Regions from separate parts of the Homo sapiens genome. Here all the other regions are linked to region 1. A link is an interaction called in ENCODE POLR2A ChIA-PET data of the cell type or tissue named here. Cell type or tissue: HepG2. All regions are shown on one strand. Links, peaks and the distances in the headings refer to the core of each region. The heading gives the core; the rest is flanking DNA. Region 1 overlaps ADGRG6 (adhesion G protein-coupled receptor G6). Region 2 holds the start of LINC02919 (long intergenic non-protein coding RNA 2919). Region 3 has its middle 20 kb from the start of LINC02919.

Region 1 (8,590 bases), core at 149-8,148:
GCTAATTTCCAACTTCAAAAACTGGTACATATCGATCTAATAAAAGGAGATAGGAAATAACAGAAGAAGAGCAGACTTAGGTGGGGTAGGGTAAACACTAAGTCCAGTAACGGAAACTGAGGTGCCTGTGTGACACCTAGACGCAAAAGTGTTTTTGTAAGAGGTGTAGCCAGGAAATACTCATCAGAAGCTATAGAGTGTTTGGGATCACTGGAGATAGATTGTAGATTTGAGAAGGAAACAGGATGGAACCACAGATATTTCTATATTTAAGCATCAGATATAAGAAAAAGAGCTATAGACTTAAAAAGGTAAAAACAGCTTTTACAGAGGTGGTTTTACATAATTTAAGAGAAGAAAGTTTAATGCAGGGTGTGACAATATCAAGAATACCAGAAAGGCCAAGAATTATAAAGAATGAGAAGACCTTTAACTTTGCATTGGGATTTTGGTAGTAACTCTATAGAAAATAGTTTGAGTTGTGTGGGAATGATGAAATCTAGACTGCCAAGGTCTGACGAGTGAATGCAAGAAGAGGAAGCTTGGCTGTGAAAGGAAGCAGAGAGAGGAAGGGGGAGTTTTAAAGATTGAAAACTTAAGCAAATGCACAATGAAAAAAGAACATTTGAAGAGGCAGAAGTTAAGGCAGGACTGAGGTGGAATTTTGTCTTGAATGCTTTTTGCCCATTATTCCCTTGCATCACATTTACTGTATGCCCATTTTTTGTAGGACCTCCCTTTTGTAGGTACTTATATTTTGTAAGGGACTTCCGCAAACTAAAAAGCCTTTAAAGTTCAGAGACTAATGAAATCTCAGCCTCTGTAGCATGCAATAGAGGAGACCCTGGAGGGAGTTCCTGTGGTTCTCATATTACACACAATGTTGGCAGTCAAGGGCTTCTTAGGCCACTTCTGGCACTGATACAATATCTCTGGAAGACAAAGGGAGATAAGGGCTCAGTGTTGTGGGAAAGCAGTTTTTAGGCAAACTACATTCCCAGTATGTTAAAGAGCTTAGAGGTAAAAATAAGAAAAGAAAATCAGAAGAGCTATGATTTAGAGCAAGATATTTAACAATTTTCTTGAACATTTCATCAGTTTCATTGCACAGTAACAAGTATAAATTTCAATATGTAGCATTCTTTTATGGGAAACTGCAACAATTACTTCTCAGTATTTTAGTTAGCTGTTCCTTCTGGGGAACTTCTAGTTTAGCAAATTGACATTGCTTTAAACACTCAATAAACACTATTTTAATATGATCCAATATAACAATAAAAATCACACTGGAATATTTTTAAGTAAAAATGGTATAAATACAAGTGACTAATTTAATTAAAAGGAAATTTAATTGATAAATGAAAACTTGCATTACAAACACACCAAAATAAACAAATACATGAACTATCAAAAGTATATACAAACTTTATTTCTACCCAGTTCCATTTTCAGCATATCTGCATAAAAAGTCAATATCACAATCAGTTTTCTTTGGCTGATGGATTTACACATCAGGAGGTTGTTAAGAAAGAACAAACAATCCACTCTCCTGGATAATGATATGTTTTATCATCAACAAATTGGTTTTAGAATATGATGTGTATGTGTTCACTGATTTTCGAGGCTACCAGAAAGGTGTTTTCAGGTGTTTACTTAATATTAATGAGACAGCCAAATGTCTAGGCAGATAAAAAGGGGCGCCCGGAGAATCTCCCACCCGCCCCACAAGTGTTTACATCAGATGCTTTCGTGCAGATGAGGAAACCTGCCCAGGCCTTGCCTGAGCCTGCCCATAGAGGACTGGAGCCCGACTTGTGGGAGGTGGGTGGAGCCACGGGGAATTCATGCCTTATGCAGGGGAGGAGGCTGCTCTCTCCAGCTCCTGTGGGGACCTGGGAATCAATCAGTGAGGTGGAGGGCCTGTTGGCAGGCCTCCGTCTCACTTTGCTGAGCTTTTTGTTGTTGTTTTTTGTTTTGTTTTTCCTTTTTGCCCAATAAAGTCCTGCTCTACTGACCACTCGATGTGTCCGTGTGCCTAAATTTTCCTAGTTGTGTGACAAGAACCCGGGTTCTAGCTGAACTAAGAAGCAAAGTTCTACAACATTAACAGCAACATTTAGAGCCAAGTTTTCTTGAAAAAAATGTAATCACTGGAAACAGGCAGTTGAGGAAAAGCTCTAAAGCTGTTAATCCTTCTCTATCTGTTGTACTTTCCAAATTATGCTACTGAAAGGAGTCACTATATGTTAATATTTACACAAGTTGTGGTAAAAAAGACTGATGTGTAGCCCACTGCTCCTCTCATACCTACTTAATGATACTCCAAATAACTGAAGAGCAAATCCTCACAATAAGTTGCAATAACAGAAAAATAAAAACAGTAATTCCTTTCATTTTTTTCTTTGCAGTTGCTACTAAGATGAATTTTTCAACTTTTCATAAATAAATATATTTAAAGTGAAATTTAGTCATCTATGTTCATAAAGAGTTTGGGCATCCTCAGAGTATAAAGTCCTTTGCAAAGATAAAATGATTTATCTTAATTTTATTATTTAAAAATGATTTAGTAATCTAAAAATATTACATTCAATCATTTGTTAGAAGTGCAAGGGAGGAGCCAATAATGAATTGAAGTTTTATAGCTATGAAGAACAGAACTGTAATGATTATGAAACGGTAAAAATCCAAGAGTTGATGAAACCTTAGCAAACTCTGTAAAAAATCCTAGAGAGGGAAACAAAAATACAAATCCAGAAATTTCAGAAAAGAATAACAATAAAGTATTTATGAAGTGTGTCTTATCTCTACAACCACAGTAGCTAACCAATGGAAGTGCCTAATAAATGCTTGTTAAAATAAATGTAATTTGTTTGAACTTAGACTATTCATTGCGTTATACTGTACCACTCCCTCAGGAAAGAGTAGTAATCAGTAAAATAAATAAAACTAGTAGAGAAGGCACTGTCTGTTCTTTGTGAAAATTGACGGACATCAGCCAGTATCTAAACTTGAATCATTACACAGGCAAATAAATACTTGCACCTATAATTAAAGAGTCCACTAAAAATTTATCTATCCATGAGGGTCATAAAACTGAATGTATTTAATAAAATTGTTATGAGAAAAATGAAGATGCTATAAAATGAAGCAGATTTACTGCTAAATAAACATTTCGTTTTTAAAAGTATTGACAGGTTTAACCATGTTTTTAAAAATCTGCTGAAAATTTCCTAATTAAGGTAAAATTCCCAAATATTTTTTAGAAAAGTATAGGAAAACAAAGTCATATACTAAAATCGTTAGAGTATTTATTAATAATATATCAATTTTATTAAGGCTAGGATGTTTAATATGTGAAAAAAATGACAGGATATTTTAATGTTGAATTGAGTCAGTTCAATTCTACTATGTTACTTTCGTACTAAAATTTATTTAGCAATATACCTTTGCAAAATCTATTTATTTTTCCATCACAAATTAATCCTGAAATAAAAGCTCATATTTAGCAGACATTGTCCATTCAGTGGAATGCTAGAAATAAATTTCTATTCTCCCATTGGTTACTGTACTGATTAGTTTGTTGGAAATTATAACCATAAACAGCAAGATGCTTTCATTTCCTGGAAAAAAAATGAAAGGTTAAAATGTTAACAGGGTACACTTATCAAAGATTTGCTTAGCTAACAAGCCTTGATATAATCTCTGTTTACAGGTATTTCCTGTCAGTTAATGAGTGACTTGGACTCTTCAACTCCCAAAGCTGATGATTAAGCAGCAGGAAATTCCCTCTCCCATCATTTCTCCTGAAACACAGTCCAGGACATCTGAATGTCTGGAATGTGAGTGTTTAACGTCAACTTGGAATGGCAAGAAGATCACTATAAAAGTTAGAAAGACTCAAATATATTGACTCCGTTAAGTTCACGGTACCCTTTTGACAAAATTACTTTGAAAACTTATAGATGACTAAGATACATGAGTATGTATTTGATGCACTCCGATAATCTTAAGGCTTGGGAAAGGAGTCTCAGGGACAGAGTTTAAGAAATTATGAGAACTGCATGATCTTACTTAAATGTGGAACCTAAAAAGGTTGAACTCATAAAAGCAAAGAATAGAAGAGTGGTTTCCAGGGGCACAGGGGTGGATGGGGCACAGGAGTTGAGAATGTATGGGTCAAAGGATGGAAAATTTCAGTTAGACTGGAGAAATACATTCAAGAAATCTATTGTACAACATGATGATTATTGTTAATAACAATGATTGTATACTTGAAAATTGCTGAGAGATTTTAAATGTTCTGTCTACAAATAAAATGATAAGTATATGAGATAACAATGAAAGTTAATTAGCTCATATTAGCCATTCCACAATGTATACCTATATTAAAACATGTTGTATACCATAAACACATATAGTTCTTATCAATCAATTAAAATAATTTAAAATAATTTTTTAAATGAGTATTCCCAGACATAAATACTAGACAAGGAGACAGGAGACACGTGTTGGAGCCCACCAACTGCCTCTGCCACTTTTTTTTGTCTAAGCTTCAGTTTCCTGGCCCGTATAAAGGGAGTGGCATAAATCAGCATTCCCATTTAAAAGCCCATCAGGGCCAGATGGCCATCTAAAGACAAAAAGGGGGCTGGAGTGGGAAGAATAAGGGGTTGCTAAGGGCTAAAGTAAACTGGGAAGCTCCTTTGAAAGCAGCAGCCACCATTTAGCTCCAGCTGTGTTGGCCATGCAGATATAGTAGCCTAGTGTATTCTGTTTACCAGAAAAATCCAAAACTTCATTTTTATGTGAAATCTAATTGTTTAATATTGGAAATAATTCATCAATTAAAAGCACTGTGTGAAACAAATGTAAATGAACAGGAACAAATAAATGCTACTACCACCACCCATGTCGTAGGGCTAAACTAGCCTGTGGGTGATTGGTTTGTTTTCCCTGGCTGAGGAGATCTAGCAGGTCTTTTCTAGTGCTGTCCAAAGTATGTGGTTCAGCAAAGCGGACTCTCAGTTCTTTAGACTAGTTTCAGGGGGTGGCAAATGTTCTCCTAAAGGGCTAGACTGTAAACATTTTAGGATGGCAGGCTATACTGTATTGATCACAATCAATTAACACAGCCATTGTAGCACAGAGGCAGACAAAGACAATATATAAACTAATGGGCATGGCTGTGTTCCAATTAAACTTTATTTATAAGAACAAGGGAGCTTAGTCCCAGCTACTCAGAAGGCTGAGATTAGAAGATTGCTTTAGCCCAGGAGTTTGAGGCCAGTCTGGGCAACACAGTAAGACCCCAACTTAAAAAAAAAAAAAAAAAAAAAAAAGAAAAGAAAAAGAAAAACAAGTATTAAAAAAACATGTGTGCTGGGCACAATCCCTCATGCCTGTAATCCCACCACTTTGGGAGGCTGAGGAGGGAGGATCACATGGGGCCAGGAGTTCAAGACCAGCCTTGACAACACAGTGAGACCTCATCTCTACAATAAATGTTTTAAAAAATTAGCTGGGCATGGTGGTGCACACCTGATGTCCTACCTACTCAGGAGAGCTGAAGTAGGAGGATCACTTGAGCCCAGAAGTTCAAGGTTATAGCGATCTCTGATGGCACCACTACAGTCCACCCTGGGGGACAGAGTGAAACCCCGTCTCTAAACAAACAAGTAAACAAAAATGCATGGCCTGTTACAGGCCCTCCTAATTTGCCAACCTCTGGTCTAGAGAAATTCTTAGAGAAGCTTAGGAATCCCTGTAAAACTGAATCATACTTTTTCATAGTTAGGTATCCAGGAAGTATTGTGGGAAACAAATATTATTTGTTTGAAACAAATATGTTAACACACTGCAAACCTAGTGTTTTCTCACAGAATGCACTGCTGGCCAGAGAGATGGCTCTTGGACCTTCATACTTCTCCCCTGAGCAAGAATGAGCTTTAGCCTATCCTGGTACTAAATCTAATATCTAATCCTGTTTATGATGAATGACAGTCTAATTTATACTGGTTAGAAGAGCACAGCTCTAATACCAAACTTTCCAAGCTCCAATCCTGGCTTGGCTACTTACTAATTAAGAGACACTGGATAAGTTAGTTAATCTCCACGTGCCTCAGGTTCCTTATTTGCAAAATAGGATCAATTATAGAACCCGTAACATGGGATCTATGGTGTAGGTAATCAACCAATATGTGTTAAGTGCTTAAAATGACATTTAGTACAAAATGTGTGTTCAATTTAAATATAAGTATTAGCAATTATTAACATAGCCATATTTGTTTTGGTTGCTGACATCTTCAAAACATTGTCCCATAAAAAGGCAAATATTAGAATGGTCTATACTATGACTTCTTAATAATGTCCCAGTCTATGGTGAAAAGAGACCCCTGAATTAAAGACAGTCACCCAGAATGCAGGAAGTGCACCATTCCCTCTCCTTATTCTTCACTGTCCCACACCAAACATACACACCTGACTTTCTCAATTTCTTCTCTGATAAAAGACTTCTCAAGGAGTCCCTGAAGGTCCTTTCTAGCTATCCTAACACTGAGAGAAGATCTTAGGGAACATCACCAGCTCTTATAAAGCTCTGCAGTTCCCTTGTGGAACAGGGTTGTGGTTTATCTACTTTCCAACATCCTGCAAGGAAATATCTTTCAAATGACATCACTTCACAGCCTTTCCACCACCTGTAGGAGTGCCATGGACCACACGAACAGGTGGGTAACAGGAGTTCTCAGGCCAGAAGGGCAGGCATGGGTCTGAGAAATTGGGAGGTGGCCTTGAGTCATCATAAGGGTGCTACTTTGCTCAAAGCGTGGGAATAAATTCCCAGTAAACTTCCCTCCAATATCATATACAAATTACTTTTGAATACTAGGCTCCTTCTTCTCCTTTTTAATTGAGAGTTATGTCTGTGACTAAAATGTATATATTATCACTGCCTTAGATTTAGTCATATGACATTTAAAGTTGATAATGAAACTTCTACTTTTTGTGTTTGAATCAGTCCTATAATAAAATAAAGGCTTCCAGAATTAACTTGTGTAAATGGAGAATATTAGGTGGAGATCTATTTTAATACAATTTTTATCACACAGAATTATTTCTCAAAATATTCTGCATTTAGCTACTTCCAATAATAGCACATTTACAGTCTCACAAAGAAGAACCAGAGACAGCACAGTATTTGAAACAAACTATAAATCCTCATTTTAAAAAAAATGGAGAAAAATGTTCAAAGAAAAAAATGGATAATTCCTGATTAAGATTTTCTATAAAATGGACAGTTTTGATATTTAAACTGGCTGAGTAAATACTATTCTCTTAGGTGCTGGTTGTTTATTTAAGTCATCCAATTGAAATTTAATTCCAGGATGATATAGATCAGTTTATTACTGTATCACCTTTGTGATTAAAAACAGTAACTGGGCCGGGCACGGTGGCTCATGCCTGTAATCCTAACATTTTGGGAGGCCAAGGTGGGCCGATCACGAGGTCAGGAGATTGAGACCATCCTGGCTAACACAGTGAAACCCCATCTCTACTAAAAACACAAAAAATTAGCCGGGCATGGTGGTGGGCACCTGTAGTCCCAGCTACTCGATAGGCTGAGGCAGGAGAATGGCGTGAATCTGGGAGGCAGAGCTTGCAGTGAGCTGAGATCTCATGACACTGCACTCCAGCCTGGGCAGCATAGCGAGACTCTGTCTCAAAAAAAAAAAAAAAAACAAAAAAAAACAGTAACTGGCCAGGCAGGGTGGCTCACACCTGTAATCCCAGCACTTTGGGAGGCTGAGATAGGTGGACCACTTGAGGTCAGGAGTTTGAGACCAGCCTAGCCAACATGATGAAACCCCATCTCTATTTTAAAAAAATACAAAAATTAGCTGGGTGTGGTGGTGCACGCCTGTGGTCCCAGATACTTGGGAGGCTGAGGCATGAGAATTTCTTAAACCCAGGAGGTAGAGTTTGCAGTGAGCCAAGATCACCCCACTGCACTCCAGCCTGGGCAACACAGTGAGACTCTGTCTCAAAAAAAAAATACCAATAACTTACTTATTAATTTCTTTTGTTTCAAGCCTAGTGTTAACATTTGTATTTGAGATTCCACAATTATAACTATTGTTATATTCGTGATAAACTCTGTGATATTTTATGACATAGGGAAAACTTAAGAATGGTAAAACCAAATGTCTTGATGGAGCATGCATGGCTTATAATCAAATGTGTGCTATAAGAGCTGAGCAGACGACATTTTAAAAATTAAAAGAGCTTTTTAATGACAACATATATATATATGTCTATATGTGTGAATATACATACAGGTACATTTGTGTGTATGTATAATTCTTTGTTGACAATCATATTCATAGAATAATGCTAAAAAAAAAAAAAAAAAGGAATACGCTACAAACTCACCACAGCTTAGGTTGCTTTCAGCTTTCAGAGCTAGGTTTGGGATATTCCAGAAGTCATTTTGCCAGTCGACTACATTCCCTTTCACATTACAGCTGAGGTTGGAGAGGATTTTGGCATTCATGGTAAAATTCCAAAGTCGAAAGTTATAAATGTCCCCTTTTAG
Region 2 (8,590 bases), core at 312-8,311, 110 kb after region 1:
TGTTAGAAGAATACCAAGATGGGAGCTGGGTCTTCTCAGTCAATTAAACAGGAGAGTTTCCAATCATCATTTAAAGTCACATGAGAAAGTGTTTTCATCTAGTATGTTGTAACAATTCTTTTTAGAAATCTATTACGTTTTTGTTAGTATTCAGGAAGGAAAATTAACTTGAGAACTTGACACACACACAAAATAGCTTCAGCACAATTTTTAATAACACACTGGTGTCTTTGAATATATGTACTTGTCATTCCTGTTTAACAGCACAATATTAGACAGAAGTGAGCCCATAACTATACTTTACTTCCAAGTAAACTAGTATAGCAATAATTTTTAATGGTTGAATAATATTTTATAAACAAGTGTTCACAAGAGTAAGTGTTCTATAATTTCTTCATCCACTCCCCTATTAGTGGGTATTAACATTTTGCTTGTTTTCTTGCCACTAAAACATGGTTGCAATAAACAGTTTTATACATCTGTTAGTGCTTATATTTCATTGGGACAGAGTCCCACAAGAGAGATGGCTAGGTCAAGAATATATTTATTTTTAATTTTAGTGTATTTTGCTAGATTGCTTTCCAAGAAGTTGTAACATATCACATTAACATTGAAAGTATGAAAGTAATCTTTATATTCATTTTGACAACAATGGGGTGTTGTAGCTCATTGTTAAATTTTACTAGCCTGATGGGTACAAAGTGATCTTTCTGGGTTTTTTGGCTTTATTTTTTTTTCAAACAAGCATTTCTTTTAAGTGTTTCTTGCCCATTTAGATTAACTCCTCTGTGGTTTATGTACTCCTAGGTTATGCTATCGGATATGCTATTGAGCTGTCATTTTCTTGTCAATTTTAATAGCTCCTTGTATGAGTATACATTAATGCTTTAACATCCACATTACAAATATTCTCCATCATTATAATCACCTCTTGATTTTATTTGTAACAGTTTTGTTATATAAAAGCTTTTAATTTTTTTTTTTTTTTGAGGCAGGATCTGGCTATGTCACCCAGGCAAGAGTGCAGTGGCATGATCTCGGCTCACTGCAGCCTCAACCTCCCAGGCTCAAGTGATCCTCCCATCTCAGCCTCCTGAGTAGCTGTGACCACAGGTGTGTGCCACCATGCTCAGCTAATTGTTTGTATTTTTTGTAAAGACAGGGTTTTGCCATATTGCCCAGGCTGGTTCCGAACTTCGGAGATCAAGTGATCCACCTCTTTGGTCTCCCAAAGAGTTGGATTAAAGGCACTGAGCCACTGTGCCTGGCAGAAGCTTTTAATTTTGAAATTGTTATATAATTCTGAGTTTTCAGTGTTGGTTAAAATTTTCTCTACTCCTAGATTTTCTTACAAAAGTATTCTCATTACAATTTTACATCTAAATTTTAATTGTTAATCTGAAAAAGGTATAATAATGCGTTATTTTTCTTGTGTTTCTAAGCTTTTGGACAGTTCATATTCAAAATTAAAGCCAGTGCTTTTAATCCAGAAATACATCACTTGAAAATGTGTTGGAAGATTTTTTTTAAGTAAAAACACTTACTAATATACTGCTTAAAAATATACTGCTTAAAATATACTAAATAAAAATATACTGCTTAAAAATATACTAAAACAATACAACTAATAAACTGCTTAAAGATAAGCTGATTCTGTGTTTCCTAACTCTCTGGACTTCTTGTAAGATGTAACCTGAAATACTCTCTCTAATAGAAGAATCGAATCGAATGTGGTCTATTTATTTTTAGTGTGATGAGAGGTATTCCTGTTTTGTTAGTTTGTTTGTTTGTTTGTTTTTTGTAATTTCAACCTTTATTTTAGATTCAGGGGATACATATGCCGGTTTGCTACATGGATATTGTGTGATGCTGAGGTTTGGAGTACAATTGAGCTCATCACCCAGGAAGTGACTATAGTACCCAGAAGTTTTTCAACCCTTGTCTGCCTCCTTCTCCCACCTCTAATATTCCCCAGAATCTATTGTTGCCTTTTTTATGTCCATGAGTACCCAATGTTTTGCTCCGTCTTGTAAATAAGAACATGTGGTATTTGGTTTTCTGTTCCTGAGTTAATTTGTCTAGGATAATGGCCTCAAGCTGCATCAATGTTGTTGCAAAAGACATGATTTCATTCTTTTTTATTGCTGTGTAGTATTCCATGATGTAGATGCAGCACATTTTCTTTACCCAGTCCACCACTGATGGGCATGTAGGTTGATTCTATGTCTTTGCTATTGTGAATAGTGCTGTGACGAAAATGTGAGTGCATCTGTCTTTTTGGTGGAACAATTTCTTTTCTTTTGGATATACACTCAGTAATGGGATTGCTGGGTTGAATAGTATAAATTGGTGCAAAAGTAATTGCATGTTTTGCCATTGAAAATCATGGCAAAACCCTCAATTACTTTTGCACCAACCTGATAGTTCCAAGTTCTTTGAGAAATCTCTGAACTGCTTTCCTCAGTGACTGAACTAGTGTGTATTCCCACCAGCAGTGTATAAGTACTACCTTCTCTACACAGCCTTACCAGTATCTATTATTTTTTGACTTTTTAGTAATAGCCATTCTGACCAGTGTGAGATGATATCTCATTGTGGTTTTAATTTGCATTTCTCTGATGATTAGTGATGTTGATTTCTTTTAATGCTTTTTGGCCACTTGTATGTCTTCTCTTGAGAAATGTTTGTTCATGTGATGAACTCTGATGGAATGCACTATTTATAAATTTCTCTATGTGTTTAATTAAATATTTTGTTTTTTTGCATTTGGGGGCTATGTTTTTGAACACACACAAGTTCAGCTTTGTTATATTTTCCTATGAATTTTTTGTTAGCAGTATATAAGTAATCCTTTTGCTTATATTTTATACATGGCATGCATATTTTATACATGATTGTGTTAGGCCATTCTAGCATTGCTATAAAAGAATACTCAAGATGGGGTAATTTGTAAAGAAAAGAGGTTTAATTGGCTCTCAGTTCTGCAGGCTGTACAAGAAGTGTGGCACCAGCATCTGCTTCTGGTAAGGGCCTCAGGGAGATTTTACTCATGACAGAAGGCAAAGGAGGAGCAGACACATTCACATGGCAAGGGCAGGAGTGAGAGAGGGAGCAAGGGCAACAACTGACTCTTGAGTGAACTCATTACTGTACGGATGGAACCAAGCCGTTCATGAAGGATCCACTCTCTTGACCCAAACACCTCCCACCAGGCCCCATCTCCAACACTGGGGATTACATTTCAACATGAGATTTGGATTATTCATGATGTATCCCTTCTTTCTTTACTTTAAGTTTATTACTTATCTTACATGATTTTCTCAAATCTTTATTGTTTATTATTTCTGTGGGTTGATCAAATTTGTATTCAATTTATGTTTTTAATGACCTTGTTTTAGAATTTCTGATGATGTAATTTTACATTTCATCAATGGCTGACTTTTCTTTCTTTGCTCACATGATCAATCAAAAATAACCCAAACATGTCCCCCTAAATTTCAGTTTACCATTTAATATGCTCTAATTTTTCCTTATTTTTCTGCCATCCCAATATCATAAGAATGTTAGAAAACTTTCACCATCCTTTTCCTATAACTTTTCTTCCTACCCCCATGAGAACTTTAGAATGTTTTACTTCATCTTCTCTTTGTCCACTCCACCCTAACTTACATCAAGAATTTAGGGAGTTGTGCCATATTTTTATCCTCTGTAACAGTTTTTTCAGATAGGTATTATATGTTACCCGAAGATTACATATAATTTGCCAAGAAAAACATTGTTGTCTGGTGTTTTTCAGGACTATTTCTTTCTCTTTTCTTTGTTAATGATAAGTGGATTTAAAAATACAAATTTAGTTTTTTAAAGTTAAATTAATATTTTTCCAATAAATTATTTAAGTGTTATCTCAGTATTAAAATTTACCAAAGATAAAATTATTCATGTATTCTTCTGTGGTTAAAAAAATCTCTATTATAAATATAATGCCCACTTTTCACCAATCACTTTTATCAGAGGTTTGTTCATCTTCGTAGACAACGTTTGGGGTTTGCATTTGTTGGCTGGTCCTATATATTTTGTTTTGTTTACTTTCTTTTTCTCTTGTCAATATTTTCTTTCTCCTACATTTAGGTTTGTTTTGTTTCTTAACTATGAGTTGTTGATTACTCATTGTTTTCATCCTTTCTTTTCATGTTAGTATTTAACATTATACCTTTTACTATGGACAGTTTTGTAGCTGCAGGTTACATTTTTTTAATATAGTATGGTCATCATTGTTATGTTCTAGTTTCTAATGTACGTTTTAATTTTTTCTTAGAGTCAAAATAATCTGGAAGAGGGTTTTGATACTGATATATATTAAATTAATATATATAAATGATTATATTATTTGATAAAACTTACTGTGAATTATTAAGTGTTCAATATTTATATATATTCCATGTGTGTTTGTAAAGACTGTGTACCCTCAATTACTGGGTGCAGAGTTGTGCATCTGTTCATTAGATAAAGCTTATAAATCATATTTTTCAAATAATATAGGTTCATATCAATTAATTACTGGAAGAGGTAGGCTAAAATGTCCAACTCTGATGGAATTTCTCTATGTGTTTAAATATTTTGTTTTTGCATTTGGGGGCTATGTTTTTAAGCTCATACAAGTTCATCTTTGTCGTATTTTCCTATAAATTTTTCCTGTTAGCAATATATAAGTAATCCTTTTGCTTATCATTATGCTGCTGGAATGTATATTTTATTAATAAGGCTTTATTTATTTATTTATTTATTTTTGAGACAGAGCCTCACTCTGTCACCCAGGCTAGAGTGCAGTGGCACGATCTCAGCTCACTGCAAGCTCCACCTCCCGGGTTCACGCCATTCTCCCACCTCAGCCTCCCAAGTAGCTGGGACTACAGGTGCCTGCCACCACGCCTGGCTAATTTTTTTTGTATTTTTAGTAGAGACGGGGTTTCACCATATTAGCCAGGATGGTCTCGATCTCCTGACCCCATGATCTGCCTGCCTTGGCCTCCCAAAGTGTTGGGATTACAGGTGTGAGCCACTGCACCCGGCCAATAAGGCTTCAATAGCTTTGCTTGGTAGTCTTTTTTTTAGTCTATCATTCTCTATCTCTTTATTATATTCAATGTATTTTGATGTGTCTCTTATAAACATTGCAAGGATTTGTTAAAAATCTTATCAAACAGGAATGACTTTCACTTTTACCCATACAAAACATAAAGCTAAAAGATTGGACAAAATATGTGAAGCAATGATTTCCAGACAGTGGACTTTGGACATTGACAGTGCAAGCCTTTAATCCCTAACAGAAGAGAATCTCACGAGATGACTCTCACTTCATGCTAGCTCTGTGCCTGGAGAAAATTTTCTGAGCACAAAGAGGTAGAATGCAACCAGAAAGAAAACTGTGGCCCTACTGAACTGAGGAAGAAGAGGTCAGAGTTCTGGAATCAGAAAGAGCAAGTAGGAAGGGTGCTGCACCTAAGGACTCTAGATCCTTGGTTTGGGACTGGGCCTCACACATGTAATGTGAGGCTCTTGAGACTGAGGAGGACTGCTGTTCGGTCAGGATCAGAAGGAATATGCTAGAGTTCAAGCCACCATGCAAGATCCGTGAGCAACTCCTTAGGTGAATTGTGAAAGACAGCCAGGTATACTCTTTGCTATTGCAAATGGTCACACTTTCACTTCTATCCAAGACTTACTGTTGATTTTACCTTTCCCCTCTGTTTTCATTATGCTTGTGGGTTTTTTCCTGAACCTTTTTCACTCTGTCAAAATGTGTGCCAGGGCTCTCTGGGACCATTATCCAAATAAAACATAAAAATATTTCTTTGCCAATTTTTCTTAAAAGGAATTGACCTGTAGTGTCATTAAAAATATAAAATTGATTTGAGGGTAGATATAAGACCCAAATATCATTAACCAGGTATTTAAATAGGAATTATTTAACTAGATAAACTCCTTGTCAATGCATATTGTCAAGTTTTAAAAAATGTTACTCAGAGACTGATGCAATCAACTCGCTAGTTCTGGAATAGGGTAAAGACTAGAGGCAAAGAACAGTTCATGAGAATTAATAGTGTAGGTAGCCATCTACAAAATGTTACTGACTGGCCTGCCATAGGCTCTGTCATAATGTGGCCGACTGCCACGGTTACTACTTGAGACGGTCATTATAGCAGTTACTGTTGTTACTGCCTGAGACCGTCATTACAAACTGAACGAAGGGACGAACTTAGAAATTATAACAAAAAACAAAAGAAACTGTTTTAAAGGAAGGGAAGCCGGGGAAGAAGAAGAGAGCTCCCCACTTCCAGTGAGCAAAGGCACCCCTGAGCTTCCACAGCCCCTCCTATTTATTGGGTAACAAAAGCGAGGAGAAGGAGGTAACAACTGGTCAGCTGCTTAATTGATCACACGTTCATATTGTTACTAACAGGCTTCAGATGTACCTAATCACAAGAAACACTGCGCTTGGGGCATGACTGCCCTCAGCATTCCTTCTGGATGGCAGATGCAGTTTTGTCAGTTTGTCACAATTCTGCATTTATGAGAAACAGTTTTGTTGCTTACTCATATAGCCTCCAGTGGTATACTGAGTTGATCACGACCCTCATTCTTTCGGCCTGTAACATCATAGGACCAAGATTTATGCTTAGAAAATTCCTTCCAGTCTTGACGTCTACAGACATCATGTTCTTCATGCCTCTGGAAATTCTTTTTTTTTTTTTTTTTTTTTTTTTGAGACAGAGTCTCGCTCTGTCGCCCAGGCTGGAGTGCAGTGGCATGATCTCAGCTCATTGTAAGCTCTGCCTCCCGGGTTTACGCCATTCTTCTGCCTCAGCCTCCCGACTAGCTGGGACTACGGGCGTCCACCACCATGCCTGGTTAATTTTTTGTATTTTTAGTAGAGACGGGGTTTCACCGTATTAGCCAGGATGGTCTCGATCTCCTGACCTCGTGATCCACCTGCCTCAGCCTCCCAAAGTGCTAGGATTATAGGCGTGAGCCACCGCGCCTGGCCTGGAAGTTCTTTTTCTCTGTTTTTTTGGAGACAGAGTCTCATTCTGTCCTCCAGGCTGGAGTGCAGTGGTGCAATCTCGGCTCACTGCAACCTCTGCCTTCCAGGTTCAAGCGATTCTCACGCCTCAGCCTCCTGAGTAGCTGGGACTATAGGCGTGTGCCACCAGGACCCGCTAATTTTTAGCAGAGACAGGGTTTCACCATGTGGGCCAGGCTGATCTCGAACTCCTGCCCTCAAATGATCTGCCTGCCTCGACCTCCCAAAGTGCTGGGATTACAGGTGTGAGCCACCACGCCCAGCCAAAATGGGATGCCATGTTGCATAGGCCAGGAAATGAACCTGGACCTCCTGCATGGCAGGTGAAAATTCTACCACTGAATCACCCATGCACCTATGGAAGTTCTTTCACAATACCTCTTGAAGGGGTAGTATTTAAGTGGGATCAGCTCTTTCCACAGGAATAATCAATAATTTCAGTGGTTCTCTTAAGGTCCAAGGGGCTTCCATCTATAGTCTGATTTGATTTGGCAACATCAGATGTGTTGAATGGCACTGAGTAGACACTCACATCTTACCACTTGTGCTATGAAGCAACAGTGATTCCGAGATACCAGGTGACTTTTTTTTTTTTTTGGCTTGTAAGCACCAGTGTCTTACTCTTTCCACTTCTCCTTGCTGCTTTCCTAGCAACAGTTCCCAGCAGCAAGAGCTTCTGTGAGCTTTACTATTTGGTCAGGCACTAGTCTGTAGAAGAGAGGTGGGGCAGATCAGAGCCAAAGTCCCTAGCTCAAAAATTTCTCTTCAACATTATTTTGGGGTGGCACCAAGAATGATAGGCGTTCCCAAAGCCACATTTTGCTATAGCTTCTCCTCTGCTCTTCCTATGGAGTTTTCATAGTGAACCTGACCTCATTTACTCCCTTTTTTTCCATCCTCAGGCTTCCTTCTCACTCCTCTCCTCGGGCATACAGTAACCCCTACTCTATCACTTTACTCATTACCCATTTACACGAGAACTGCACTGACCAACATGGTAGCCACTAGCCACATGCAACGATTTAAATTTAAATGAGTTAAAACGAAATTTAAAATTCAGTCACTCGGTTGTTCTAGCCCCATTTCAAGTGCTCAATAGACACATGAGGCTAGTGGACTAAGAAAGTAGACGCACAAATATAGAACATTTCCATCATCACAGAAGCTTCTATTTGTTGAACAGAGTTGCACTAAAGTATAAATGACTAATAATAGCTTAAAATACTTTTCCTTCTGGGAGAGCTATATTTAACTGAATTCTTTTACTAAATGGATCCAGCTCTGATATTAGCCTTTGTTTAAGAGAAGGTTTATAAGCATCCAGCCTCTCCGCTGCCCCAGAAAGCTTAACACCTAGACCAGAGGTGCTCAGATCTATTTGCACATAGGATCACCTGGGAAACGCAATCAGACTCTCAGAAGGGAGCGGGGCAGGACACTTTAGTTTTTAAAGTCCAGGTGATTCTAATATTCAGTTGACATTGAGAACCACAGACCTAAGCTGTTACT
Region 3 (8,590 bases), core at 192-8,191, 95 kb after region 1:
ATTGGATTTAAAAGCAGAACTCTACTGCTGTCTAAAAGAGACACACATGAAATACAGCAAGTTGAAAGAAAAAGGACAGAAAACAGTGTAAATTTAGAAGTAAGCATAAGAAACAGTTGTTATGTTAACATAAGACTAAAGTTTTTAGCAAAGGAATATTTCTTTTTTTATTATTATACTTTAAGTTCTAGGGTACATGTGCACAATGTGCAGGTTTGTTACATAGGTATACATGTGCCATGTTGGTTTGCTGCACCCATCATCTCGTCATTTACATCAGGTATTTCTCCCAATGCTATCCCTTCCCCAGCCCCCCATACCCTGACAGGCCCCGGTGTATGAAGTTCCCCGCCCTGTGTCCACATGTTCTCATTGTTCAACTCCCACCTATAAGTGAGAACATGTGGTGTTTGGTTTTCTGTCCTTGTGATAGTTTGCTTAGAATGATGGTTTCCAGCTTCATCCATGTCCCTGCAAAGGACATGAACTCACCCTTTTTTATGGCTACATAGTATTCCATGGTGTATATGTGCCACATTTTCTTAATCCAGTCTATCATTGATGGACATTTGGGTTGGTTCCAAGTCTTTGCTATTGTGAATAGTGCCGCAATAAACATACGTGTGCATGTGTCTTTATAGTAGCATGATTTATAATCCTTTGGGTATATACCCAGTAATGGGATTGCTGGGTCAAATGGTATCTCTAGTTCTAGATCCTTGAGGATTTGCCACACTGTCTTCCACAATGGTTGAACTAATTTACACTCCCACCAACAGCGTGAAAGCATTCCTATTTCTCCACATCCTCTCCAGTATCTGTTGTTTCCTGACTTTTTAATGATTGCCATTCTAACTGGCATGAGATGCTATATCACTGTGGTTTCGATTTGCATTTCTCTGATGACCAGTGATGATGAGCATTCTTTCATATGACTGTTGGCTGCCTAAATGTCTTCTATTGAGAAGTGTCTGTTCATATCTTTTGCCCACTTTTTGATGGGGTTGTTAGTTTTTTTCTTGTAAATTTGTTTAATTTCTTTGTAGATTCTGGATATTAGCCCTTTGTCAGATGGGTAGATTACAAAGATATTCTCCCATTTTGTAGGTTGCCTGTTCACTCTGGTGATAGTTTCTTTTGCTGTGCAGAAGCTCTTTAGTTTAATTAGATCCCATTTGTCTAATTTGGCTTTTGTTTCCATTGCTTTTGGTGTTTTAGTCATGAAGTCTTTGCCCAGCCTATGTCCTGAATGGTATTGCCTAAGTTTTTTCCTAGGATTTTTATGGTGTTAGGTCTTACATTTAAGTCTTTAATCCATCTTGAGTTAATTTTTGTATATGGTGTAAGGAAGGGATCCAGTTTCGGCTTTCTACATATGGCTAGCCAGTTTTCTCAGCACCATTTATCAAATAGGGAATCCTTTCCCTATTGCTTGTTTTTGTCAGGTTTGTCAAAGATCAGATGGTTGTAGATGTGTGGTATTGTTTCTGAGGCCACTGTTCTGTTCCATTGGTCTATATATCCGTTTTGGTACCAGTATCATGGTGTTTTGGTTACTGTAGCCTTGTAGTATAGTTTGAAGTCAGGTAGCTTGATGCCTCCAACTTTGTTCTTTTTGCTTAGAATTGTCTTGGCTATGCAGGCTCTTTTTTGGTTCCATATGAACTTTAAAGTAGTTTTTTCCAATTCTGTGAAGAAAGTCTGTGGTAGCTTGATGGGGATAGCATTGAATGTATAAGTTACCTTGGGCAGTATGGCCATTTTCATGATATTGATTCTTCCTATCCATGAGCATGGAATGTTCTTCCATTTGTTTGTGTCCTCTTTTATTTCATTGAGCAGTGGTTTGTAGTGCTCCTTGAAGAGTTCTTTCACATCCCTTGTAAGTTGTATTCCTAGGTATTTTATTCTGTTTGTAGTAATTGTGAATGGGAGTTCACTCATGATTTGGCTCTCTGTTTGTCTATTATTGGTGTATAGGAATGCTTGTGATTTTTGCACATCGATTTTGTATCCTGAGACTTTGCTGAAATTGCTTATCAGCTTAAGGAGATTTGGGGCTGAGACAATGGGGTTTTCTAAATATACAATCATGTCATCTGCAAACAGAGACAATTTGACTTCCTCTTTTCCTAATTGAATACCCTTTATTTCTTTCTCTTGCCTGATTGCCCTAGCCAGGACTTCCAACACTATGTTGAATAGGAGTGGTGAGAGAGGGCATCCAGCAAAGGAATATTTCTACAGGATACATCAAACATATCATAAAGTTAAAAGGGTCAATATAACAAGAAGATACAACAGTTATAAATGTATATGCACCAAATAGCAAACCTCCCAAAACTGACAAAACTGAAAGGAGAAATAATTTTGACATTGTAGAAATGGTTGGATATTTAAAATATTTGTGTGTAGAAAGGAAAACTGGATTTAATGTATTTTCAGTGAAAATGAATGTTTTGAACATTGCCAAAGTAGAATTGAGGGTATTTGGATTCTGGGGATGAAGGAGGCTATTAAGTGCTTCTGGGGTTTGTATCTGAATGAACAGAAGGATAATAATTCCAAAATGAGATTGGGAACAAAGTATAGGCATTCTTTTCTAGAAAAGGATCAGTAAGGCATTTATGATACTAAAGTGTAGTGAACCAACTCTTCCTTTCTGGATATAGTATTCTCAGCACCCACTGGGACTTTCTGTTCTTTTTCTTTTTTTGTTGTTTTTTTGTTGTTTTGTTTTTGAAATGGAGTCTCGCGCTGTCACCTAAGCTGGAGTGCAGGGCGCAATCTTGGCTTACTGCAACCTCCGCTTTTCAGGTTCAAGAGATTCTCCTCCCTTAGCCTCCTGAGTAGCTGGGATTACAGGTGCCCACCACCATGCCTGGCTAATTTTTTGTATTTTTAGTAGAGACGAGGTTTCACTATGTTGGCCAGGCTGGTCTTGAATGCCTGACCTCGTATCCGCCCACCTCGGCCTCCCACAGGGGACTTTCTGTTCTTTAGGGAAATCATTTAACTTCTGTTAGCTTTAGATGGCATTTCTATTTGAGACAGAAAAAGTATGTGTGTGTGTGTGTGTGTGTGTGTGTGTGTGTGTGTGTGTGTGTGACATTAACCAAAAGCCTGACATCATAACATTGTCACAATAGTTGCTATATTGCAGTAAGGATAAAGACCTCACCTATGCAAATATAAATAGCACTGTTATTATTCAAATAACACATACTACTCCATCGACATAGAATATTTGCTTAAGCTATACTGCTATCTTTTTTTTAGAGCATGTTTTTCCTATAACCAAAGGCAGGCTCTATGTGTCTAAAGGTGCTCTGAGGTCATAGTTCAGGAGAGCATCATTTGTCCCAGGAAGGAAGTCAGTCCTAGTCAGTCCTGTTTTCCTTCCTCACCTTTTACTCCAGATTTAGCTGCTGTATAAAATGACTTGCTTCAGGTTTAGGCAAACCAGCTTAAGAGTAAGTAGGGGAAAAAAGATTAGAGAAGTTTATAAAATATATTTTTACACAAAACAGAAGATTAAGCATTTGTAAAAACTACCACAATGCAAGGTAGTATGTGAGGATATCCTGATATTAGTGCTGAATCTTACCACAGTTGATAGGAACGAGGAAACATTCTTGCTTTCTACTGGAGCACACAGGGAAGACTTTAGGCTGAAAGTGACATTAATTTGGCTCTTAAACATGTGACCCTTCATGCTTAACCTCCCTTAAAAGCCCCTCCTTTTTTTCTCTCCTTTCCTTTACGGCATCTCATGGGCCTTCTGTTCCCTCAGGTACGGGCTCCCTCATGAGCTTTCTGTTCTCTCTCTAACCCTCATCAAAATGGGCTGCCAACTAAAAAGTTGAGAAAGTTGTAAATAAACATTAGAACTAGAGCTACGATAGTTACCTTCTTTCCTGGATATTTGTAGTTTAACATGTAGGGAACACAATTAATACATACCTGGGGTAGAATTTCAGGATTTTACAGTAGTAGTAAAGGTAATTTCCAGGATAAGGCCCTTGTCAGCAGCTGGGAAATCAGCTCTGCCTATCGATTGTAAATGACCCATAATCTATAGCTACATTCCAAAAGTATGAATCAGAAAAGGAACAAAATGGCAACTGAAACATGACCCTTTTTTTGTTCATCTTTCAAAAGATCAGGAGAGAGCAGCACTTTATTATTGTGCAACATGCCAATGTCAGGGCAGAATCCAAAGAATTTTTAAGAGGATGTGAAAAAAATGACTAGAGAGAGCTTTCCTTGGATTGTGTCTTGAGCGAGTGCTAGTCAAGGAAAAATATCACTTACATACCTTAGAGGTGTATAGAAATGTGATTCAGGAACACTTGATATTTGGACTGCTGAGAAACCTGAATATTAAATTGGAAGCCCTGCAGTACACATGTCATTGCCAAATCATTACTCAATTTTTCTTTGAAATACCCTCTTGCTTTAGTGAGGGGAATATTTTGATAAGTGCCCAGAATTTCTCTAGAAATTTTTGTACTGTTTCTCTGCCTGAGGCTGAAAAGATATGCCCTCTGGAATCTCCCTAAATAGGGTTTCTCTTGGGATAGGGTTTTGTTTCACTTCGTTTTGTTTATAGGAAACTTTATTCTTTGAACACTTGGACTTCATTGCAGCACTTGTTTCTCTGCATGCATGTAAATGCCTATGCCTAATGGTCAATTAATAAATCAAAAAGAATACCTAATTTCCTCCTGTTGAGGTAGGAGTTTCTACCAGAAGTATTGGCTGAAACATGTGGTTTTAAATTGTATTATGCATGAAAAACAAGGCATTCTTGGGTGGTCAGTACAATGTAGTAGTCACAATGGAAACCAGAACAACTTGAAAAGATCCTTGTGGAAAAAACTCTGTGTATGTTTAAAGGAAAAAATATGTAAAGACTCCTTTGGGGCAGTGAGCTTCTATATCGAAAATAGGTAAACTTAATGTAGCCTCAGAACGAGTTTTTAGTGCTTTGGCTTGAAATTTAAGCAACAGCAACAAAAATTGGTAGAAGAAAGCATAAATTGTCATTGAGCTAAATTTGTAAATCAGGAGAGGAAGTAGAATAACGTACCTGTTTTTAAAAACAAGAATGATGACGTGGGTAAAGATAATCATCCAAGCATAATTCTACCCAAATACAAAGACATGAAATACACAGCCCCCTGTTGACATGGTTGTTTCTCTGGGATTGAGTCTCCTGTGCTCACTGCTGAGTTAAAGAAGTCTCAACTCTGATTCCCCTTACCTCTGAAGTTCCTGAGAGAAATCAAAGTCGTGAATTACCCCAGAGCTACTGAAGATACAACCTCTGATAGGGTTTGGCTGGATCCCCACCCAAATCTCATCTTGAATTGTAGCTCCCATAATTCCCACATATCGTGGGAGAGACCGGATGGGAGGTAATTGAATCATGGTGGGTGGGGGGGTCCCATTCTGTTCTCTTGATAGTGAATAAGTCTCATGGGATCTGATGGTTCTATAAAGGGGAGTTTCCCTGCACATGCTCTCTTGCCTGCCACCATGTAAGATGTCCCTTTACCCTTCCTTCATCTTCTGCCATGATTGTGAGACCTCCCCAGCCATGTGGAACTGTGAGTGAATCCATTAAACCTCTTGCCTTTATAAATTACCCAGTCTCAGGTATGTCTTCATTAACAGCATGAGAACATGAGAATGGACTAATACAGCCTTTCAGCAGAGTTGTTGATACCATATTGGTAAGTTATATGGACTAGCTCAGGGAGGTCCCCAGGTTTCTGAAGCAGGACATAAATTATAAGTAATGACCATCTCCATGGTCGCTCTCATCTCTGTTCCATGAACACTCTGGCTAAAACAGTTGGAGACAAATTCAAGCTTGATTTGCTTTCCAAAAAAAAAAGGCTCAGAACAATATTGAGTTTTCAGACTCCTTAAGCATAGTTCTTTCTCAATTTCTTTCTTTCTGTGAAATTTAATTGCTAGTTATTAAAGTTCCACCAATGTACTTAGCATAGGCCATGTTCTGTGGAAGGCTAGAAAGAGATGAATGATGTGGTTCTCCTGTGTGCTTTCTTCTTTCTGACTGGAAAGGCCTTCCTGCTTGCCTGGTCCTTACCCAGCCTTCACCATTATTTCTTGATGAGGAAGATAATTCTCAAATCCTAATTTCTCCACTGGATGAATGAATGTTTGTGTCCTGTCCCCAAATTCATAAGTTGAAATCTTAACCCCCAATGTGATGGTATTATGAGGTGGGGCCTTTGGGAGATAATTAGTTCATAAGCATGCAGAGCTGGTGAATGAGATCAGTGCCCTTATAAAACAGACCCCAGAGAGCTCTGTCACCCTCTTTCTGCCATGTGAGGATACAACCAGAAGACAGTCATCTGCAACCTGGAAGAGGATCCTCACCAGAACCCAACCAGGCAGGCACCCTCGTTTTGGATTCCAGTCTCCAGAACTCTGAGAAATGAATTCTGTTTTTTATAAGCCACCGTCTATGGCACTTTGTCAGAGCAGCCCAAACTGATTCAGACATTCAAAAGCCTTCTCTTCTTTCTACTGTGCTCATCCTCATTTTCCTACCTGACTACAAATTTCTTGAGGTCTGGACCCATATTGCTCATCCCTGAAATCTTTGAAGTATCTGGCACTGGGCCTGGCACATATTAAGTACCAAATATTGGTTTTTACAATTTTACAGCCAAGTCCCAGATGCATAAAGCAGCAAGTAACAATAACATTTCAAAATAATGGATAAGTAGGTGACAAAATGAGTGATCTATGCAAATATAATGCAGGAATTCTTAGAAAAGAGAAACCCTTATGCAGGGCTGAGAAAAGCATCATGGAGAAGAAGGGGAATGAGATGGACATTAATGGAAGACAGGAATTGAATACATATAAAAAAGGGGGAAAGAAGTATAAATTTACAGGCAAAGGTGCTATCATTAAGAAAGTTTTTTTTAGCAGAAATAATTAGGAATCATGAGAAAATTTCCTGGCTCAAGTGGCAAATTCAACCTAAGAAGAATAGGACATAATGATAACATCTGATTTTTATGGAGCATTTTAAAACAGGTAAGTTTTTCATCTGGTCTGAGAATTCTTTTTGAGTCCCTTAGAAAGTAAAAAATTCCATTTTACATATGTCCTGTGACCTGCATAGCAAATCTATTCAATCACAACACCACAATTAACATTCTCTGTGTTCCAGGCACTGTTCTAAGTTGTTTTCCATTCATTGGGCACTCGTTACAGATTATTTCCACTTTATAGTTTAGGAATTTGAGACACAGAGAAGTCAAAGTGTTTGTCTAAAATTGTACATGTAGTACATAATGAAGATACAAATCTGGTCTCCCTGACACTATCAACAGCTCTTTCCAACTTTGCCTTCCTCTAGACAGCTATAATTGTTTCCTGGAGTTTCAAAGGATGTGTCAGAGGTTACTTATAGCCAAAGAATAAACATGCTATATATTCCTGGAACATCTATTTTATCTCCCAAAATAATCTTTAAAAAATCACAGATATGTTTTTTAAATATTAATTTTAATTAATAGAAATTAACCCAAACTCAGCCTTTAAGAAAACTTCAAGGATAGTTAATTGCTCTTCAAGAAAAATTCAGGCTTTTTGACAATAGCTAGCTATAATGGATGTTTTTGGTGTTGACTATTCAGCATCCATGCTGTCTTTCCTCTGGAGCATCAATTTACATCTCCCAGTTTCCTACCGCCTCCCGTTGTGTGCAGTCTTAGAGTACCGAAAACCAAGGAGTCTTCCCTCAACTGGTCAAAAGGTCAGCATAAAGCCAAAGCTAAGTGAATCAGGATTTTTCTCTTCCAGGATTTTGAATCTTGAGCCTAAAGTCAGAAAAGATGGTTGGAATGGCATGCCTTCTACTTCTGATGGCTCACTGACTGATAAAAGCAACAGAGTTCTGTTGCCACTGAAACCCCTGGAGCTAGCTGCTTCCTGAACTTTCTTATGCTGGTTCTAGTGCTTTCCCTTCACTCTGTGATCTCACCCAGCAACTCTCAACGAACTCCCTTTTCACTTACATTATCCAGAGTCTGTTTACATTGCTTGAAACTGAAGAACCTTGACGAATGCATCAGTTCTCCTAGTGCATCTAGAATGTAAGTTAATATAACAAAGTGCATTACATACAACGCAGTGTGTGTGTGTGTGTATGTGAGATGCCTATATACAGATTAAAATAATAGCAAATAGGGGTTCAGATCAGGGAGAAGAAGTTGTCAGTCTGGTCTGGCAGGTCTTTTGCCTTTTTTCCAGTGCTTTAGACAGTAAAATTAATAAATATACACAGGCACGTTTATCTTACCTTTCTTGGACCTGCTTGATAATTAACTCATTTTGTCACATAGTCACATATCCATCCTGGATGCATATCTAGTTTCCTCCATATAAAGTAATCCCTTGTCCTTAGGATCCATGACTCAGTCCTCATTCACTCCTCCACACCAGCGGGCATAGTGCAGAGCTCTGAGTGGTTCCTGAAGACAGTTTTGTTGCCTTGATTCATATAACCTCCACTTAAAATTGTAGAAACATATTTCTG

What was found. ChIA-PET counts read pairs that join two places held together with the same protein. Peaks named below come from ENCODE experiments on the same cell type or tissue, not always from the same donor. Only the 100,000 strongest peaks of a DNase experiment are listed, where the experiment ranks them.
Region 2: POLR2A ChIA-PET joins it to region 1 with 19 read pairs; 4 of 35 experiments call an interaction of 5 or more read pairs at or near these places.
Region 3: POLR2A ChIA-PET joins it to region 1 with 10 read pairs; 2 of 35 experiments call an interaction of 5 or more read pairs at or near these places.

The regions. Positions count from the first base shown.
Region 1 is chr6:142,370,631-142,379,220 of GRCh38, reverse strand. It overlaps ADGRG6 (adhesion G protein-coupled receptor G6), which reads right to left. Exons shown (of 25, transcript NM_198569.3): 4 at 8,428-8,590. Among named protein-coding and RNA genes, the nearest start is that of ADGRG6, 73 kb to the right of the region's middle. RefSeq lists enhancers at 3,212-4,411, 4,369-4,970. In HepG2, for the core only: no CTCF peak of the experiment used is centred there; DNase peaks (open chromatin) are centred at 880, 1,830, 2,930, 3,760 and 3 weaker places; H3K4me3 peaks cover 1,685 bases.
Region 2 is chr6:142,256,483-142,265,072 of GRCh38, reverse strand. LINC02919 (long intergenic non-protein coding RNA 2919) reads left to right here and starts at 5,155. Exons shown (of 2, transcript XR_001744395.1): 1 at 5,155-5,669. In HepG2, for the core only: no CTCF peak of the experiment used is centred there; a DNase peak (open chromatin) is centred at 5,302; H3K4me3 peaks cover 1,056 bases.
Region 3 is chr6:142,275,224-142,283,813 of GRCh38, reverse strand. No RefSeq gene overlaps it. Among named protein-coding and RNA genes, the nearest start is that of LINC02919, 20 kb to the right of the region's middle. RefSeq lists an enhancer at 7,238-8,437. In HepG2, for the core only: no CTCF peak of the experiment used is centred there; DNase peaks (open chromatin) are centred at 3,333 and 4,143.